Linked DNA regions of Homo sapiens: regions 1, 2 and 4 are each linked to region 3. A link is a contact called in ENCODE Hi-C or POLR2A ChIA-PET data. All regions are on one chromosome and are shown on one strand. The core of a region is the stretch at or near the end of the contact, and the rest is flanking DNA. Distances in the headings are between cores, read along the strand shown. Region 1 overlaps SMIM15-AS1 (SMIM15 antisense RNA 1). Region 2 overlaps LINC02057 (long intergenic non-protein coding RNA 2057). Region 3 overlaps NDUFAF2 (NADH:ubiquinone oxidoreductase complex assembly factor 2). Region 4 has its middle 11 kb from the start of LINC02057.

Region 1 (3,253 bases), core at 349-2,848, 180 kb after region 3:
TGTCAGAGTTGCTATGGTTTGGAGATGTTTTTCTCTTCCAAACCTCATGTTGAAATTTGATCCCCAGTGTTAGAAGTGTGGCCTAATGGGAGGCGTGTGGGTCATGGGGGTGGATCCCTCCTGAATAGATTAATGCCCTAATAGATTTAATGCCTTGATAGAGACTGATAGACTTCTTACTCCATTACTTCCCACAGAGCTGGTTGCTAAAGAGCCTGGCACCTCCCAGCTCTCTCCTGCCTCCTCTCTCACCCTGTGGTCCCTGCACAGGCTGGCTCCTCTTGGCCTTCTGCCTTGATCGGAAGCAGCCTGAGGCCCCCACCAGATGCAGATGCCCAATCTTGAATTTCCCAGCCATCAGAATCATGAGCCAAATAGACCTTTTTTTCCTTTATAAATTACCCAGCCTCAGGTATTCCTTTATAACAACACAGTGCTTCTTTTCACTGGCCACTTCTCACCACCCCATTGCCACTACACTGGTCCAAGCCAAAATCAGTCTTCTCTGGATGAAATGGGCAAAAGCCTTGAATAAGCTTTCACAGAAGCAGAAACACAAATGACCAATGTTCACAATATGTTTAATCTCATTAATATCAGAACAATTCAAGTTCAAATTTGCAATGTAAATCGCTAGATTTAAAAAATATCATAAGTGTCATAAGACAAAGTGTGAGTGAGGATATGGAACAAATGGAAACCCTAATGCCTGCTGTTGGAAATGCCAATTGTGCCATCATGGAGAAGACAATTTGGTATTAACCCCTAAATATGAACTTCACCATGTGTACCAGGAGACCTGTTTTGGAATGTTTACAGCAGCACTGTTTATCATAATAACAAAATCAAACAACCCTTCTCAAAGAAACACAATTTTGAGAAGCTAGAAAGAACTCAGATGTCCATTGACTGAATGAGTAAATGAACTCATGAATATGAATAAATAAATTATAGTATATTCATACTATATAGTTTGGGGCAGTGAAAATGAACGAAGCACAGCTGCACACTGGCTTTCTCTTCAGTCCTGCTGGCCCGTGTTGCTCACACCATACAGTTCAACTCCACAGTGGATCCAGTAACACCGTCCATCCAGTGCCAGTGTGGGCTTTCAGTGCGGCCCCAGCTCCCTTCCTCTTAAATGCCACCTCTGACTCATCCTGCTTCTGGCTTTATCCACCAAATAGTTACTGGACCTCACCTCCAACGCAGGCGCTGTGTGTGTGTGTGTGTGTGTGTGTGTGTGTGTGTGTGTGTGAGAGAGAGAGAGAGAAAGAGAAAGAGAGGTGATTCTTGAGGAGAGAGAAGATTCCAGAACAGTGTTATGATTCTGTTAGGAAGAGGAAGGAGGGAATAGATGCTGGATATGCCTGCACGCAGCCACTGCCCACTACTGCTGGTTTGTTTCTGTGTCTTCTACCATAGTGCAAACTCCTTAAGGGGAGAAACCATGTCAGTCGTCTCTGCATTCCCCTACCACAGTGCCTGGCACATGCCAAGCATTCAAGAAATATTGAACAGAAGCATAGCATGAGAGAGACCTAACTGGTCAGACCTATGGAAATAGACCTAACTGAAACAGAAACCAGGTCAAGAGCCTCTTGCCAGAACCAACACGCTCCCTGGGAGAGCTGCTATCAAAAGATAAGGAAATGGGTGGATGACAAATTAGGAAGTAGAGGCAGTTTAAGGGCTACTCTGAGTGGCAAAACAAAAGCACGGTGGTCAGGTACAATGATCGCCCCTGGGGAAGGGAGCTAAGTTCGCAAGGCTGTGACCACCGTTGCCTTTTAATGAAATCTTCAGAAGTAACCCCATAGGAAGGTGGTATTTTCCTGATCTTAAAAGAAGCACAGCAGGAGTTTTTGTTCTCCAGCCGCGGAGTCGTGGAACATGGCTTGCCATCCAACTGGAACGGCATTTTTGGCAGCAGTGCCTTTTGGTAGCTTTTCCCAGCTTGCCCTCTGCATAAGCCAGCCACTGCCCAGGCAGGCTGTGGTGGCACCACAATGCAGATGCACCAGGCCCTCTGGGCTCACCCACTTGCCTCTGTGTTTGAAATCAGTCCAGTGTTAATGCATCATACACCCCTGGTGATGACTCATTTACAACCCCTGTGTCTGAGAAGGTGCCGGAGAACTCAGAGAAGAGAAGCTCAAAATTGTCCTGACTTACGGTCAAAACACTAAGATCTGGCCAGTGTGTGCAAGTATTTCAGGACCAGAATCGACCCTCCTCCCCCGCTTCACAGCAGGGTCATCACATGTGGTTACGCATGTGGTTGCACGGAAGCTCTGGCTGCGGTATAGGGGGCACTGAATCCAGATTGCACTCTGCTCACCAAGCTTGCAGGTGGGGTGCTTCCTCCATCTGCCTGGACGATGGGGCTCTTTTCTTCTCCTAGACACTTCTGCTTGCCAAGCCAGGGCTGCATCTGCCTAGAGGGGCCCTCTCATCTAACTGTTACAGAGGCACAGTGTTACCTTCCCATCCTATCCTTAGGACAGACCCAGAAGCCTTGGGCTGATTTGAGCTTGCTTTTTGTCCCAGCAGGAAGTATGCAAGTATGCAAGAACCAGCAGCTTTCTTACTGGCAGTGAGACCATCCGAGATGCTTGTCCTCCTTGATCCTGTTCTCTGCCAACTTCCCATTCCCCTTCCTGCAGATGGGCCGTGATCCTGGCCTATCTTCCCAGCTTTGCTCATGGTTATCTGTGTCTTCCTGGTTGCTGTCTGTCTGCAGAGCATCCTCTGACCCATTGATCACCCTGCTGGTGGGGGCCGTGGCTGCTCAGTCTGCTCTCAACCTGCCCCCTGGCTCCTCGCCAGGCTGATTCCTGGCTCATGGCTTAGCCCTCAACTTCCGTTTGTTTGTGCCTAGGCTCCTGCCTGGTTGCTGACACCAGCCCTGAATGCTGCTGGCCTGGGCTTTCGGTCTTGACTCTGGGCTTCAGAACTTATAGGCTTAGCACTGACAGCAACCTCTGATCTGGACAGGAAGGGGTTGTTTCCCACGGATGGAGTGTATCTGTCCACCCCAATTAGACATCTTGGAGCAGCCAGGCCCAGCCTGCTGAGTGTGCTACACATGCCCCTGTTTACAGATGGCCTCCTGGACCCTCTTTCTCTTCCAGCACTCACTCCCCACCCTGTTCTCCTGGTCAGCAACCAGAGTTCATTCCACTGTTATCTGTAACCCTGTGAATCTTTCTAGATTTCAGATGATCTTTCTCAGCATTGTTTAAGCAATTTG
Region 2 (2,977 bases), core at 461-2,960, 200 kb after region 3:
TAACATAAATTAAAAAGAAAAAATTTGGTTGTAAGAGGAGAGGTAGTTATCACTCAGGTTAATGATGACCCAGTGCCATAATTTCACAGCTGGTAAAATCAACTTGCAGTAGCATTTGAGTTGTTCCTTTAATCCAGGTCTTGGACACAGGAACCAGTGGCCATGAAGCAGAGCTGCTCCACACCGGGCTGCCTGGTGACTTGCATACCTTGTATAGAGCTTTTACATGGTCAGAGAGACTGACCATATCCAATACTCATTTTTACATTCTTCCATGGAAAAGTGGATTCAGATTAGGATCAGCCCTACTAATAAGCACCCCAGACATAATCAGCCACCTTCCCTGAGGCTACATTTCTCATACAGTGTCCTTGTTCTGGGTATGTGACTAATCACAGAGCTCTGATAAAGTAGTGTGTGTTTAGCGTAAATTATAAACTGGATGTTGGGCTGACATTTTGGCCTGATAGAGCTAAAACAGGTATTTCCAGCTTTGTCAGATCAAACTTATCACCTAATGGATACTTTCGGAAGTCTGTAGCTGATTCCTCATCTACTTAAGTTTCAGTAGCTTCTCTTCTCCAGATGAACATAAGATTACAAACTTCAAGTAGCCATTTGGTTAGTACCATTGCCATTAAGTAGGTGAATAATAAACTGCTCAAGGACTCACACTTGCCCTTTCTTGTCCTCTTCCAAAGGGACAGACTCTTACTCTCAGTAGCCCATATCAGTATTTGAGCATTCTTACAGGCAAATTCTCCCTTAAATCCAGCCAGAGTCTCTCCTGCTTTAATTCCATTTCCTCTTTCACTTAGGTCTTCAGAAGTCTTGTAGAATAACAGTTTGACACCCCTCCCATAAAACTCTCCAGGAGCTTGGAAACAGCAACCAAGTTCTTTCATAGGCTTCTCTACCGTAAGGTAAAACTTCTGATTCCTTTTTTTTTTTTTTTTTTTTTGACAGAGTCTCATTCTGTTACCCAAGCTGAGTGTAGTGGCATGATTTTCTGTTTCATCAGCTTTAGATAAGTCATAAGAATACTGCAGCCTTCACCTCCCCAGTTCAAGCAATCCTCCCACTTCAGCCTCCCAAGTAGCTGGTACTAGAGACACATGCCACCACGCCAGGCTAATTTTTTTATTTATTAAAAAAAATTTTTGGTAGAGACGGAGTCTAGCTATGTTGCCCAGGCTACTGTCTAACTCCTGGACTCAAGTGATCCTCCCTGCTCAGCTTCCCAAAGTGCTGGGATTACAAGCATGAACCACTGCACCCAGCAACCTCTGATTCCTTTTAACTTTCTAGTTTCATTCTGTTCCTCCTAGTAGAGGACTCCTGAATCTTCTCTGGGTTTCCCCCATCTTTATTAAAGTGTATAGGATTCAACTAAGGATTAATTATCTCTCAAAATGGAAGTCTCAGGCAGAGTGGCTCCAGCCCAAGCAAACAACCAAGGCTCTCTCTACAGTTTCTAGTAGGTTGGGGATGTCCCCCACTCATGTTGCAAGATGTCTGTCTGCAACAGTTCCAGACATCCCATGCAATACAACAATGCCCAGTGAAAAGAGAGGGTCTCCTCCTATGAGTCTCTCTGTACTATAAGAAAAGCCTTTTCCCAAAGCTCCCTAGGTGGCTTACAGTCAGACCTCCTTGGCTAAGATTGGGCCACAGGCCAAGGGCATGAGCCTGCCAAGACTGCCTGGACTAATAACCCTTCATGTCCCCACCCAGCCTGGCAAGGGGAGTTGTTTCCTGAGCACATGACCTTCAAACAAAATCAAGGCTCCACAAGCAAGGTGGAGAAGGGTGAGAAGGGGCAGTGTGGCTAAGTGGCAATCAGCTGTCTTTGTCACAGGGGAGCAAAAACGGGGCCCAAATGATTCTCCATATAGTTCAAAATAGTAATAATAACACAACAAAACAAGCAATTACTGAGAGCCCACTAAATACCAGTTATTGTGAGATCTAGCAGGTTCACAAAGATAAACAAGATGTGGTCTTTGACCTGCAGAGTTAGCAATCAAGTTTGGGAGAAGATACATCCCATATAATTCCAAAACTGTATAGTAAATGATAAAAGAGGCATGCATAGCATGTTCTGGAAACACAGTGAATGGAGGCTGGCTGGACTGGCTGTAAGTGCTGAGAATGAGTTAGCTTAAGAAAAACAAGACTTGGGAAGAACTATGAGTTATGTGACTTCTGATTTTCTAATCTTTGTGTAGTATTTTATGGTTTTTTTTTTTTTTTTTTTTGAGACACAGTCTCACTCTGTCGCCCAGGCTGGAGTGCAGTGGCGCAATCTCGGCTCACTGCAAGCTCTGCCTCCTGGGTTCACGCCATTCTCCTGCCTCAGCCTCCTGAGTAGCTGGGACTACAGGTGCCCGACACCAGCCTGGCTAATTTTTTGTATTTTTAGTAGAGACGGGGTTTCACCGTGTTAGCCAGGATGGTCTCGATCTCCTGACCTCATGATCCACACGCCTCAGCTTCCCAAAGTGCTGGGATTACAGGCAGTATTTTATGTTTTATTATTATGGCTCATCTAAAGTTGATGAAATAGAAAATCCTTTCAAGCCTTGAGGGTGGTGTGAATTTCAAGGGTCATTTCCTATGAGTTCATTTTTTCATATTTCGTGTCTGGATGAAATCCATTTTATGATGAGTGAATTCCATGTTTAAACAAGGAAGCCACTCATCCAGTAGGAAAATGTGTGAAGGAGAAAATGAATGCAGTCTTGATCATCATGATGTCACTGGTTCTGAAAATGGGCTTGTTTAAGTATTATGAGAAAACTTCAGTAATTTGGACTGAGGAGGAATTGGTCAGAATGAGTGAAAGTCATTTGGAATTATTAAAACACAGTTTTTATTACTTTTATTTAAGTCTAGCTTAAGTTTAAAATTGGATGACAGAGTTGCTAATGAGGAATGTGTATTAAATTGTTAAGAATGATTTCCTTAGCAAATTCAC
Region 3 (3,063 bases), core at 314-2,813:
AATGTGAGGCCATTAGGTTGTCAGATATGAGTCATAGTGGGAAAAATATTAGGGTCATTGAACCAGAGTGTGAACAACTTGAGCCTTCTTTCTTTTTCTCCCACATATAGCAGTGTTTGACCTAGGCATTAGTATAAACACTAAAGTGAAGAGTTTGGATTTTTGCTGTATTAAAAAAAATGCATTGTAGAATTGAGTTTTGTATAGGGATGGTGTTAGAATTGTGGTACAATAAAACTATTATAAGATCATTCTCTTCCTTCTTCCAGAAAGGATGTAAGATTGAAGACTCAAAGATAGAGGCATAAAATTGCAGTGAAAGGAGGAATGTAAAGTCAGGGTGGGGAAAAAGTAGAACCAGATATGAGGCACTAATATAAACTCTGATTAGCTATGCATTTTCTAAGAGTGGACTCAAATGCAATTCTGACCTTTGTAGCAACCAACTCAAAAAGGAGAAACCTTTAAGTCAGAACCTCACAATGGCTCTGAGGTCAATCAAACAACTACTTAGAGAAGTATAACTATTTTTTCTTTTCCAAAAATAAAGTAGCTTTATTTTGCTTTCATTCGAAAAACAATATGTTACTTATTTTAAAAAAATCAAGCAATAAAGTACAAAATCTTATATAATTACCCCACTAGAGCACTTGTGGTCATACCCCTAAGCTTCTTGGTAGTCAGTCCAGAAAAGGAAACAGTTGGTCGCACAACTCATACTGCTCAATTTATATTCCAAACAGTATGAGAGCTTGTTAATTTTCCTACACTCTTAATAACACTGGGTCTGTGTTGTTAATCTTTCCTGGTCCTATAAGAGAAAAATTATATTTGTTATTTTCTCTTTTTTTCTTTTGAGACGGAGTCTTGCTCTGTCGCCCAGGCTGGAGTGCAGTGGTGCGTTCTCTGCTTACTGCAAGCTCCGCCTCCCGGGTTCTCGCCATTCTCTTGCCTCAGCCTCCCGAGTAGCTGGAACTACAGGCGCCCGCCACCATGCCCGGCTAATTTTTTGTATTTTTAGTAGAGATGGGGTTTCACCGTGTTAGCCAGGATGGTCTCGATCTCCTGACCTCGTGATCCGCCCGCCTCGGCCTCCCAAAGTGCTGGGATTATAGGCGTGAACCACTGCGACTGGCATATTTGTTATTTTCTATTATCCTTAATACTAATGTCTGATGTGACTTTTTCTATGGTTTTTATAAGTAGACACTAATGTAATGAACAAGTATTCTTGATAACATACTTTGATTAATTTGATAAGTTTTTTTCTGGAGTATTATAATAACACTGAATTATGGGTAATGGTATTTCACCAGGTTTTTAATTCAGTAAAACCAGTTTTTCTGGGGCGAATATGATAGTGTTCGTTATTCAACCTTTTTGTTGATTTGGCTTTATTCAGGAACATATTTGTGGTAGAGACCACTAGCTTCCTACCAAAATCACTTTTTCCTTCTTCGTGGATACACAAACTACCTTTAGCAGCTCCATTTGAAATTAAGTGTGCTATGTGACTAAGTTTTCTCTAGTGCATTGTAAATGAAACAGATGTGAGTCACTTCATTGGCATGAGCCATAAAAATCTCCATTATGTGTTCCTGGGTGCTCTTTTTCTTTCTGACTAAATGAAATGGCAGTGTTCAGGGAAGCCTTAGAAGTCATGTGTTGAAAATGACTGAGTAGCCATCAGCCTGGATCTTTGAATGACTGCATGGAAAGAACTGCATGGCCTACCTGAACATTCACCCAGCACTGTTGCATAAGAAACAAATACACTTCTAATTATTTAAACTACGTAGTTTTTTAGAGTCTGTTTGTTACTGCAGCTTAGCCAATCCCAATTAATACAATATTTTAGAAAATATAACTGAACAGAAATTGAGCTAGATTCAAATGATCCATGTCATCAGGATATGCACCATCTCCATAACATGACTCTGAATTGGTTTCATTCATAGATAGATTTTCTCCACATAGTAGAATAGATGGCCCAGCAATCACAGGTCTTACATGGTCTTTATAGCTTATGATCATAGAAGCTGAGAAAGTATCTTTTCCTGGAAGCACCAGCAAAAGTTCTAGGAAGACTCTTCATTGGCCCAGCAGGGGTCATGTACCCATCCCTGAAATAGTTTCTGTGGCTAAAAGGATAGAATACCATGGGTCAAATTTGGTTAACATTCCTACCTCTAAGTAGAAGGGTGATAGTCCCACACAACCCCATGGACAAAGTAGGATCATATGGAATGGAGTAGTTTCCTAAAGAAACAATAAAGAATAGACATCAGAATACAATATGGTTAGGTTTTTAAAATTAATATAGACATGAAATGAGAGGGACCTGGATGAAGGTCTTGGTGTGGATATAAAGGGAAATATTGAAATAAAATATATTTTGTTGAAAGTTTGCATTGTCAGGGAGGGAAATAGTAGAAAAAACAACTGAACTTTAAAAAACAATTAAAAATTTTAATTTTGGTAAAAAATAAAACATATGAGGTGGTAGGATCACTTGAGGCCAGGATCAAGACCAGTCTGGGCAACATCACGAGACCCCATCTCTACAAAAAATTTAAAACTTAGCTGGGCACGTTGGCATGTGCCTGTAGTCCTAGCTACTCCAGAGGCTGAGGTGGGAGGATTTTTAGAGCCCAGGAGTTCAAGGCTGTAGTGAGTCATGATCACACCACTGTACTCATTCCTGGGTGACAGAGTGAGACTATGTCTCTAGAAAAAACAAAAATAAAATAAAAATATAACATCTTAAGCAGTTTGAAGTGTACAGTTCAATATTTTTAAATATATTCACATTGTAAAAACAACTGTAGTTTTTGAATTAGGAAATGAGTAAAGTAATAGTCCTATCAAAATATTTGAGAGATTTGAAAGGAAATGCAGTTCAGGCCTGGGAGAGGTGGGTGTCATAAACACTGATCAAGCAGGCCAGACCATAGGTTTCCAAGTCCTAGGGAGCCAATAGAATAGTCCTGGGCAGGTGATTTGTGAGACAGGAGTAGCTAACAGTGAGGAAAATGGTCTACACCTGGGCAGTTGACGTCACCA
Region 4 (2,842 bases), core at 175-2,674, 220 kb after region 3:
CTATGAGAAGATTGTTCTTCAGCAAGTTTTCCAGTAAATTATCTCTAGGCAAGAATGTAGCAACTGGGTATTTTAAAATGTATTTTTGTAGCAGCTATTGACAAAGTACAGCCTGTATTGCTTAAGAAATTTTAACATGTAGACATCTAAAGTGCATTGTTGAAATAAAATGATACATACATTCCAAGGGTCAAGGCTGACCAATGTCAGATTTAAGAATGTCAGTTGGCAGAAGTGGAGGAATTTGGGAACTAGAAAACATGGCTATTTGCTCAGGTTAATTCTGAAATGGGTGGAGGGAGAATCAATGAGCATGTGAATCCAAGCAGTCTTCAGACAGAATTTTTAGCAGTGCACTCACAGTGAAAGTAAAACCTTTAGAAACTAAAAAAATTAAACATCAAGCTGAACAAATAAATAAAGCAGGAACAAAACTGGCATAGGTCTGGTTTTTTAAAGAAGAGAACCAAAGCAGGCAGTTCTTAGCTGATCTCCTGGAATTCCTAGTAAAAGAAAGAAAGAAAATAAGGGTGCCCACACTGGATTATCAAATCTGTTTTCTTTTCCTTAGCTCTAGGGCTGTACAGAAGCCTCCATGCTCTTGGATATGTGTGCCACCTCAAACCCAGCCCCTCCCAGACGCTTCAGCCCCTGAGCTGCACCCCCACCTGGCTCTCCTTCCTCTCTCCGCTACCTGGCTCTCCCTCCCCTCTCTCCTACCTGGCTCTCACTCTCCCCTCCCGTACTGCTGGTCTGGGTGTTGTCAGTTCTTTCCATTATTATGGGTCTGTCCATGCCACCACCCTGATGCAAGCCCCTACTGTCTGCTGCCCAGCCTGTGGGCAGGAAGGAGCCCCTGGGATGTAGTAACTAAGCTTCAGGCTCTAGCCAGGGACTACCAGGGTCTCAGCTTGGTTCTAGCACTTACAAGCCAACCAACGCTGGTCCAGTGATTCTGTGTCTCAATCTCCTCTTTGTTAAAAGGAGAGGGATGATAGTCCCTGGCCCACAGGGCTGTGTGAGGACTGAAGGAGGCGATGTGTATAAAGGTCACAGACCAGTACGTGGCCCAAAGTAGCATGCTCTGTACACACCAGCTACTGTTATTTCTTATTATTTCCTTGCTCCCTTTCTTGCCTCCATTGAATCCATTTTCCTGCAGTTATCACTTTCAAATAAACTCTGATCATAACACCTTCCTGCTGAAAACACTTGCAAAATTTGCCCGTGATTTTTAGGAACAGCCTAAATCCGTAAAAAGGCCTCCAAAACTGGGTGTGGCCTGGGCCCTACCTCCTTCTCCAGCCCCATCTTGCACCCTCTCCCCTTTGTTCTCAGAGCTCCAGATGCCTGGCTGTCTTTCAGTTCTTCAAACTAGAGGAGCTTCCCTCCACCTCAGGGCTTTACACAAGCTGCTTCCTCTGCCCGGAACGCCGACTCATCCTTCCCGTCTCGGTGCGAGCCTCATCACTTCCTCAGGGAGATCTTGCCCAGCCTCCCTCACTAGGTCAAAGCAGGCTGTGGCACCAATCATACTTCTCCTTCAATGGCGTTCCTCAGGGTCACCATCTAACACATTTGTGTGGTTACTAGATCAACACCGCTCTCACTGCTACAGTGAAAACTCTGTGAAGGCAGGGAGCATGACTATTTTTTATTTATTCCAACCCTCAGAGCCTAGAGTAGTTCCTGAAATGCAACAAAGTAGGTGCTTTGAAATGAGGAAGGGGCTGGGTGAGGTGGCTAACACCTGTTACCCCAGCACTTTGGAAGCCGTGGTGGGAGGATCATTTGAGGCCAGGAGTTTGAGACCAGCCTGGGCAATGTAGCAAGACTCCATCTCTACAAAGAATTTTATTTTTATTTATTTATTTTTGAGACAGGGTCTGGCTCTGTCACCCAGGCTAGAGTGCAGCAACACAGTCACAGCTCACTGCAGCCTCAACTTCCCAGGATCAAGCAAGCCTCCCACCTCAGTCTCCCAAGGAGCTACGACTATGGGTGTGCACCACCACGCCCAGCTATTTTTTTTTATTTTTCTTTAGGGACAGGGTGTCCCTATATTGCCCAGGCTGGTCTTGAACTCCTGGACTCAAGCAATCCTCTGGACTTAGCCTCCCAAAGTGCTGGGATCACAGGTGTGAGCCACTGCACCTGGCCTGCTATAAAACATTAAAAAATTTCCTAGGCATGGTAGTGCATATCTGTAGTCCTAGATGATCCCTTGAGCCCAGGAGGTTGAGGCTGTAGTGAGCTGTCATTGTGCCACTGCACTCCAGCCTGGGTGACAGAGTGAGACCGTGTCTCAAAGAAAAGAATTAAGATAGAAGGGAGGGAAGAAAAGAAGGAGAGGGAAGAAAAATGCATGCTGGTACCCTTGCCTGTTCTGGAGGCCACATTGCCCTGAGGATTTCTGTCAGTCTCCAGGAACCATCTCATTCCATAAGCCTTGTGTGCTTTTCTCACTTCCTACTGCCTTTGACTCATTAAGGTGTTGATTCTCAATTCAATTCGAATGTTTGTTCTTAGGAAAAATGGTCCTTACATTGGCATGATGGTGTGACCTCTGAATGCAGTTTATGGCTTTTTTGTGTGTTTGTTTTATGTACAGACATTTTGTGATTTCAAGAAAGGATAAAGTGATAGGTATGAAGTTGCAGGGAAAAAAAATTCCATCAACCCAAATCCAAAAGGGTTCCTTGCCCAGCACAGCACAGCAGCTCACTCTCTGGTATTTCTGCCCCCACACTGAGGAGAGACCCACAGGAGGAGCTCCAGCACAAGCCGATGGCAAAGGAAGGGAAACAATAGGAGGGGAGAACAGCCTCCCACATCCACCATT

Evidence for each region. Hi-C counts contacts between places; a loop is a spot of excess contacts on that map. ChIA-PET counts read pairs that join two places held with the same protein, here RNA polymerase II (POLR2A). Pooled maps may share reads with other maps.
Region 1: a loop to region 3 is called in a map of K562, with 2.8 times the contacts of the local background. The contact joins two enhancer-like sites. A Hi-C loop is called at or near these places in 2 of 168 maps with a recorded cell type or tissue (Caco-2 and K562), 4 of 37 single-sample maps with no recorded cell type and 8 of 50 pooled maps.
Region 2: a loop to region 3 is called in a map of Calu3, with 3 times the contacts of the local background. The contact joins two enhancer-like sites. A Hi-C loop is called at or near these places in 1 of 168 maps with a recorded cell type or tissue (Calu3) and 1 of 50 pooled maps. POLR2A ChIA-PET finds 5 or more read pairs at or near these places in 2 of 52 experiments (HepG2 and IMR-90).
Region 4: a loop to region 3 is called in a map of endothelial cell of umbilical vein, with 4 times the contacts of the local background. The contact joins two enhancer-like sites. A Hi-C loop is called at or near these places in 2 of 168 maps with a recorded cell type or tissue (endothelial cell of umbilical vein and naive thymus-derived CD4-positive, alpha-beta T cell), 1 of 37 single-sample maps with no recorded cell type and 12 of 50 pooled maps. POLR2A ChIA-PET finds 5 or more read pairs at or near these places in 3 of 52 experiments (AG04449, IMR-90 and activated B cell).

What each region holds. Positions count from the first base shown.
Region 1 is chr5:61,226,818-61,230,070 of GRCh38, forward strand. The region is part of intron 3 of SMIM15-AS1 (SMIM15 antisense RNA 1); the gene reads left to right. Among named protein-coding and RNA genes, the nearest start is that of LINC02057, 36 kb to the right of the region's middle. RefSeq lists a silencer at 891-1,091. Within about 2 kb of position 1,599, at least 2 of the 41 ENCODE cell types and tissues checked have a DNase peak (open chromatin) inside an H3K27ac peak, as active enhancers do.
Region 2 is chr5:61,254,966-61,257,942 of GRCh38, forward strand. The region is part of intron 1 of LINC02057 (long intergenic non-protein coding RNA 2057); the gene reads right to left. Among named protein-coding and RNA genes, the nearest start is that of LINC02057, 8.5 kb to the right of the region's middle. Within about 2 kb of position 1,711, at least 4 of the 41 ENCODE cell types and tissues checked have a DNase peak (open chromatin) inside an H3K27ac peak, as active enhancers do.
Region 3 is chr5:61,051,473-61,054,535 of GRCh38, forward strand. The region is part of intron 1 of NDUFAF2 (NADH:ubiquinone oxidoreductase complex assembly factor 2); the gene reads left to right. Among named protein-coding and RNA genes, the nearest start is that of NDUFAF2, 110 kb to the left of the region's middle. Within about 2 kb of position 1,564, at least 6 of the 41 ENCODE cell types and tissues checked have a DNase peak (open chromatin) inside an H3K27ac peak, as active enhancers do.
Region 4 is chr5:61,274,572-61,277,413 of GRCh38, forward strand. No RefSeq gene overlaps it. Among named protein-coding and RNA genes, the nearest start is that of LINC02057, 11 kb to the left of the region's middle. Within about 2 kb of position 1,425, at least 8 of the 41 ENCODE cell types and tissues checked have a DNase peak (open chromatin) inside an H3K27ac peak, as active enhancers do.